2 separate regions of the Homo sapiens genome follow, and region 1 is linked to region 2. Evidence: read pairs that join two places in POLR2A ChIA-PET (ENCODE). Cell type or tissue: CD4-positive, alpha-beta T cell. All regions are shown on one strand.

What was found. ChIA-PET counts read pairs that join two places held together with the same protein. Peaks named below come from ENCODE experiments on the same cell type or tissue, not always from the same donor. Only the 100,000 strongest peaks of a DNase experiment are listed, where the experiment ranks them.
Region 1: POLR2A ChIA-PET joins it to region 2 with 5 read pairs; 2 of 35 experiments call an interaction of 5 or more read pairs at or near these places.

Annotation. Positions count from the first base shown.
Region 1 is chr13:48,994,677-48,998,676 of GRCh38, forward strand. The region is part of intron 1 of FNDC3A (fibronectin type III domain containing 3A); the gene reads left to right. Among named protein-coding and RNA genes, the nearest start is that of FNDC3A, 21 kb to the left of the region's middle. In CD4-positive, alpha-beta T cell, no CTCF peak of the experiment used is centred here; no DNase peak of the experiment used is centred here.
Region 2 is chr13:48,803,487-48,807,486 of GRCh38, forward strand. No RefSeq gene overlaps it. Among named protein-coding and RNA genes, the nearest start is that of CYSLTR2, 150 kb to the left of the region's middle. In CD4-positive, alpha-beta T cell, no CTCF peak of the experiment used is centred here; no DNase peak of the experiment used is centred here; H3K27ac peaks cover 1,127 bases.

The sequences.
Region 1 (4,000 bases), 190 kb after region 2:
CTGAGGCAGGAGAATTGCTTGAACCTGGGAAGCGGGGGTTGCAGTGAGCCGAGATGTGCCACTGCTCTCCAGCCTGGGTGACAGAGCAAGACTCCATCTCAAAAAAAAAAAAAGAAATATTTGCAAATGAAGTTTTGGAATGTCTTAGATGTGTTTCATAATACTGCAAGACAGGAAGTGGGGTATAGATGAAACTAGACTGGTCATGAGTTGAAGCTGGGTAATGAGTACATGGGGTTCATTATACTATTATGTTTACATTGGTGTATGTTTGAAGTTTTCCACAATAAAAGGTTTTAAGAAAGATGTAGGTTAAATTTAACTCTTACATCATGATCTGAGAATGAAATCATCACTTATTGTGGTGTTTCAGTGAGAAAATATTTTCCAATTATATCTGACTTTAAAACAACTAATAATAATATTAATAAGGTCTCTATGTTGCCCAGGCTGGTCTCAAACTCCTGGACTCAGGTGGTCCTCCTGCTTCAGCTTCTTAAAGTGCTGAGATTACAGTCGTGAGCCACTGTAAGAGTGAAAGGCCTTTTTATTTATTTCTTTTTTAATATTTTCAGATATATCTGACTTCTAACAAAATACTGTAAGGGAGCCTATTTCTTGATTGAGGACTGCCTTTTTTTTTTTTCTTTTAGCATAACAATCTTAGTTGTAGCCTTTTTGTGTACCAAATCTTGTACTGTTTTATACTTCCAGTATCCAAAGATATGAAAAAAGTGAGCATGGGGAGAGAAAGAAAAGCAAGGAACTAGATTAAGCATAAATCTTTTGAATTATAAAAAGCTGTCTTTTTTTAAATTTAATATCAGTCATTGAAAATGATTAATAGCACTGTCTTCTTACCATCCTCCTCCCTTCTCACTTTCTCTACCAATATACATTTCTATTATAAATATAGAAGATAACAAGATTGCTTATTATGTCTTCATAAAATTTCACATTAACATATGGACATTTAAGGTGAACTGAAATAATGCATGTAATTATATTTTTAAGAGCCATTTTTCTGCAGTACAGTTGACATCAAAGAGGGTAATTCAAAGAATTAGTTTTGGCAAAAATATAAAATAAGCTAATATCCTGTTCTTATTGTTAAATACAGTCTATGAAATATTTGTTTTTGGTTTCTGATAAGAAATGATAGGATAGTTTTGCAGAGTGATTCCCATGAGTTTCATCTCAGGAAATTCCACCACAGGTGATTTCAAATACCTTATTTTTAGTCTAATATAGTCAAGTTTAGAAGATGAAAAATCCAAACGTTAAAAATGAAGTAGAAGTCTAAATTGGAAAAGTACATTTTAGGATATCAGTTCATGAGATAAATTAGTATTTTGGATAAAGTCCAAGTTGTGGCAGAACTTATTTAAATTCTCCTGAAAGGGTACTTAGATGGTTGAGAAGCCAAATATGTGTAGTTGCCTATGGCTCTTCAAGACTATTAACTTTTAAATCAAAATTTTGATGGTGGTATAAACCATATCCATATTATAAAAAAAAACTTGAGAAATAGAAACAGTTACATAATCTCACCATCTTGATACAGTTGCTACTGTAATTCTAATATTTTTACCTAACATTTTGTTCATGTGTATGTTTAAAAATACTCCTAAATTCTAGAGTTAAATGACTAAAACTCTTTGGAGTACAGTCAGCCTTCCATTTTTGGGGGTTTCACATCCATGGAGTCAATCAACCGTGGATCAAAAATATTTGGGAAAAAATGGATTGTTGCATCTGTACTAAATATGTACAGAGCTTTTCTTTTTCATTATTCCCTAAACAATACAGTGTCACTATTTACGTAGCATTTATATTGTATTAGGTATTATAAGTCATACAGAGATGATTTAAAGTATACAGGAGAATGTGCATAGGTTATATGCAAATACTACAACATTTATATAAGGAGCTTAAGGTTTTGTGGATTTTGGCATCTTTGGGGATCCTGGAATCAATCCCCTGTAGAAACCAAGGAACAACTGCATATGATAGTCTTGTGGTTTCAGATATGGCTCTGGAGACATACAGTTTTTAGTTTGAATTGGACACATCAAAAAACCACATCAAAACACATTGGATTTCGGCAGGGCATGGTGGCTCACACCTGTAATCCCAGCACTTTGGGAGGCCTTGGTGGGTGGATCATTTGAGGTCAGCAGTTCGAGACCAGCCTGACCAACATGGTGAAACCACATCTCTACTAAAAACACAAAAAATTAGCTGGGCATGGTGGCAAGCGCATGTAATCCCAGCTACTCGGGAGGGTGAGACAGGAAAATTGCTTGAACCCAGGAGGCAGAGGCTGCAGCGGGCGGAGATCGCACCATTGCACTCCAGCTTGGGTAACAAGAGCGAGACTCCGTCTCAAGAAAAAAAAAAAAAAAGACATTGGATATCTCAATCTAAATGTACATATTTTTCCTATCAGTACTTCAGTTATAGTATTGCTGTAATCCAAGATGTAATCCTGCTTTGCATTTTTCCACATGCTTTTTAGACAAAAAGAGCTGAAGTTTCAAACCCCAGACCAAGCTTATTCTCATGAGCTATCTACCTTAGTTTCTAGGTCTAAGCTGTTGTCATCATATAGATAACAAATCTGGGTGGAATTAACGGATATGAATAATAAGGTTAAGGAAGAAAACTAGCAGAATACATGTATAAGGAAACAAGAACAGATTCAGAATTGTGTCAGCGGCTGAGTGAGAAAGCACCTGATAGTGTTATGGACTGAATGTTTGTATACCCCTCAAAATTCATACATTGAGCCCTAACCACCAATGTGACAGTATGTGGAGCTGGGGCCTTTGGAGATAATTTGGCTTAGAGGAGAGCATGAGCATGGGGTCCCCATGATCAGATTAGTGTCCTTAGAAGAAGAAGAGACTTGAGCTTGCATGCTCTCTGCCTTGAGGACAAAAGGAGAAGGTAGCCATCTGAGAGCCAGAAAGAGGGTTCTTACCAAAAAGCCAACCATGCTAGCACCCTGATCTTGGACATCTTGGCCTCCGTAACTGTTAAAAATTATGTCTGTTGTTTAAAGCAACCAGACTATGTTATTTTGCTGTAGTAGCCTAAGTTCAGTAAGACGGTAATTGGTGCTAAGAAATGGGTGACTGCTATAACAAGTACCTAAAAATGTGGGAGTAGCTTTGGAACTGTGTAATGAGTAGAGGCTGGAAAAGTTTTGAGGTGTGTGCATTAAAAAAAAAAAAAATGCTGAGATTGCTGCAACCAGACTGCTAGGGGCAATTCCAGTGAGGGCTCACAGAGAAAAAAGGAGAGCTGGAGAGAAAGCCTCCATCTTCAAGGAGGACACATAAATAATCATGAACAGAATGTCATTTGAAAACATGGGTGATAGGCCATTCTGATGAGGTCTCAGATGGAAATGAGGAGCATGATTTGGACAATGGAGAAAAGGCAATCCTTGTAATAAAGTGGCAAAGAATTTGACTGAATTATGCTCATGTTCCAGTGTTTTCTAGAAGGCAGAACTTGTGAACTGTTAAATTGGGTGTTTAGGTAAAGAGATTTCTAAGCCAAGTGTTGAAGGAGCAGTTTGTTTTCTCTTCACTGCTTATTCAGGTTGAGCATCCCTAAATTAAAAATCCGAAATATAAAAAGCTCAAAAATCTGAAACTTTCTGAGCTTTGGCATGATGCTACAAGTGGAAAATTCCATCATGTGATGGGTTGCAGTTAAAACAGTCAAAACTTTGTCTCATGCACAAAATTATTTAAAATACTATGTAAAATTACCTTCTGGCTATGTAAGATGTATGTAAAACATAAATGAATTTCGTGTTTAGACTTGAGTTTCATCCCTAAGATATTTCATTATGAGTAAGCAAATATTCCAAAATCTGAAAAAAATGTGAAATCTTAAACACTTTTGGTCCCAAGCATTTTGGATAAGGGATACTCAACCTGTAGTAAAATGTAAGAAGAGAGAAATGAATTGAAGAAAGAGAAATGAA
Region 2 (4,000 bases):
TTTAGGAGCTGTGGAGATGATCCACTTTGACACTGAAGTGCTTTGACATCGACACTGACATTGGTGAGACAAACATAGCCCCTTCCCTAAAAGGAGTCACAGATGGAAATAAACACTGCTACGGAAGAGCATGTGAAGACTAGGCAAGTGCGAAAAAGCACAAGTTCATGATAGCCAGCATTCATACAATTGTCTTATAATTTGATTCAACAAATAATGGCTGTTATCTATTATATGCCATAAACTATACTAGACTTAGAGAGACAAGAAATGAATACAAAACTACTCTCACTCTCAGGAAGCTCACAGTATAAGATATAATAAGGAAAAGACAAGCATGCAGATAGCATGCACTTCAGTGTCAAAGTGGATCACCTCCACAGCTCCTAAAGGGGGTAAGATTAGAATGCTTATCACAGTCAGGTATGGAGAAGCCTGGCTGCACAGCTCAGTAGGATGATAATTATCTTTTGGCGAGCCCAGAGGACTTTCAGATATTTCCTTTTCTTTGGCGGGGTGGGAGAAAGAGAAAAAGAGAGGTCAATTTATAGTAATTTTACTCAGACATTTCACTTGGATTTAACTTACAAACTTGTTCCTCCTCCATCTTCCCCAACCAGATAGATTACTATCCATCCACCTGTCCCTTGTCCTTGACTCCTCACTCATCCCCACTACCATCCCATATCTAATAAATCACTTGATTCAATTTGCTTTAATAGCTCCTATTGTAAATGTATTTTGAATATATCTACTTCTCTCTGTCTTTCATGCCCAAGCACCTTATTTTTCTACACATCACTTATAAACATTATAATTAACTGTTTCCATAATTAGTTGTTTATACTACCTGTCTCTCAAATTATCCCATCCACCACAATCCCCTCATCTCAACTGTAATCTCCATGAGGCCAAGGACCATGCCTGCCTTGTTCACTACTGTATACTCAATACCTAGAGCAGGTTCTGACACAGAGTACAGCATGTGCTCAGTGAGGGAGGGAGGGAGGGAAGGAAGGAAGGAAGAAAGGAGTCAGTCAGTCCATCAAAACTCAGTAATAATCAGCTCTTCTGTTTAACTCCTTTATGATTAAGTAAAAAAATATAGATCGAAGTGTATACACATTTTTCCAATTCACTGTAAGACAATATCATTATTTCACTGAAATAGTCCATTTAAACAATCAAATCAAAATAAATTCAAACGTTTGGGTTTACTGCATATTATAATGGTCTGTTTAAAGATTAAAAACAGAACCACATATCCCTTCCAGAGTTGATACAATGCAGCAATAGAACCCAGTTGCTCACATTTTGAGTCTCCTAATTAATCTGCTGGTCTGTAAACACGTATAGCTTGTGCAATTGAATTTGCTATGCTCATATGGTGGCCCTGCCAAGCACCCAGCACATGACAGAGTACTTTCTGGACATGTGTACAAATGAATCCAATCTTAGCATCTGTGATATGCATTATTTAAGTCATCAGTTTATCCCTATGTTTATTTCATTTACAAGGAAATACAATAACCTCTTGTGTCCACTTTTGGTTTGGAAGCATGGCCTCTGCTTGTCAAGACTGCCTCATAACATGGTCACATGGCGTATTTGACTGGTGCCAACACTTCCCAGTTCTACCCACTTTGAAACAGAACTCAATTTCAACAATCCTTCTAAGGCGGGAGGGGCCTCCTGCTCATCTTTGAAAGAGTAGAACATTTGCTATGATTTGGTAAACAGTAATGCTTCATACCCTGCCTGCCTGCTGCAGGAGGCTGCATATCACAAAACCCTAAATGCCACTTGAGGATTCGGCCTCCAGGCTGGATGCTCTTTATCCTGTCCAACTCTGCAATTCCCACCAAGCAAAGTCAACCTCATTATGGTTCATTCCATCTGCCTCTAGTCTTGGAAAAGGTTAAAATTTTGCAGAAGCTTAATGAACCATGTCCTGCCCTGAGAAATACAGATCTGTTATTGCTTTGCACAGAAATGAAACAAGTGGAATAAAAACAGGAGTGGATCATATGAGTCACAGGATGTGGGTGAAGATCTTAAATCAAATTAAGAACCTAAGTACTAATTCACTGACCTGAAAACCAGGAAATTTGAGGTCAAGATCCTGCTCTTCACCAATGAGCTGCATGAACTTGAGCAGATCATGAAATCGGGGCCTCGTTTTCTCACCTCTAAAATGGGAATAATAATTTCTGTCCTACTGTCCCTCCAGGACTGATACAAGGATGAGATGATAAATGTAAAAGCCCTCCAAAACTCTAAAGAAAACCGTAAACTGAAAGATATTCTAAGACAGAGAAAAACCCCAATATCACTCCTACCAGGAACTAGAAGGGAGTAGGTGGGTTCCTTTGCAACAAATCTGTTCTTTTAGGCGAATATTAAATTAGCATTTCTTGAGTATGCTTCTGTGTTTTAAGAACAAGTTTTTAGAATGAGGAAGGACAAAAAAGGAAAGAGCTTATGATTCCAAGTTTCCTACAGAAACTTGGATTCATTCATTCACATGTTTCTGCACTCATTCAAGAAGCAGTCGTTCAATTCCACAACTGTTTCTTGAGCACTTACTGTGCTCTAACCACTGTGCTAGCCACCGTGGATACTATACAGATAAAGGCAGTCCTCAATTCCTGCCCTGTGGATCTTACATCAGACCATTTTTTGCAATCAAAGAACAAACTAGATGTATTTTCCACCCTGAAGTAGTTATAAACTAGCAGAAAAGGAAGTGGCCCTAAAATAAAATAGAATCATTTTCAGAGGACTCTGCTTTTAGGAGCAAGGGAAAGAGATAAATGAATCCATCAGTCTTTCTTTTGGATCAGCACACAGAATCAACATTAGCACACAGACATGCTTTAATAGCTCCCACCATAAACCCTCTCTTGAGCCTATTCTCTTTTGCAGCTAAACTTCTTACAACACTTGCCTGTGGTCGCTGCCTCCATTTCCTTAACACACTTGCCCCTCCTCAAACCGAATTGGTTGGGAATCTCTCCCCACCACCTTCTTGAGGCAGCTCTTGGCCAGGCCCCCAGTGTCCTTCGCTTTCTCAAATCAATTGGTGACATCTCTGGTCTTATCGCATCATCATTTGAAATAATTAACTACTTTCTCCTTCTAGAAAGGAGGTTGGTTTATTTTTGTTAACTTCCCTAACACCATGATCTCATACTTTTCTGTCTGTCTTACTGGTCACTGCAGTCTTATTTGCTGGTTTCTCATCCTCTTGTAAACCTTTAATGCAGGCATAGCCCTGGCATCTGTCTTGGGCTTCCTTCTCTACCTAAACACTCTTCTTGAGTGACTTCATCCTGTATCATGGCTGTAATTATCTGGTTACACTATATTTGGTTCTGTCTCTCTCTCTCGATCTATGGATTCATAACTATATCTAGTGATTACATATCACCAACACTGACTTTCTTCTGTACTCCAGAACTATGTATCCAACTACTATTGACATTTCTACTTATTTTTCTTTTTTTCTTTTTTCTTTCTTACTTCTTCTTCTTCTTCTTTTTTTTTTTTTTTTTTTTTTTTTGAGACAGGGTCTTACTTTGTCACTCAGGCTGGAGTGCAGTGACTCGATCGTGGTTCACTGCAGCCTTGACCTCCAGGTTCAAGTGATCCTCCCACCTCAGCCTCTTGAGTAGCTGGGACTACAGTCACATGCCACCAAGCCTAGCTAATTTTTTATTTTATTTTTTATTTTTATAGAGACAGAGCGTCTCACTACGTTACCAGGCTGGTCTAGAACTCTTGGGCTCAAGTGACACTTCTGCCTCGGCCTCCCAAAATATTGGGATTACTGGCATGACCCAATGCACTCAGCCTCTACTTACTTCATTTACAAGCATATCAGATTTAACATGGCCAAAACAGACCTCCTGTTCCACCCCCCACTGAAGCCTGCACCTGCCCTAAGTTCCCTGTCTTGATACTCAAGCCAGAAACTAGGATTTTCCTTGCTTCTCCTCTT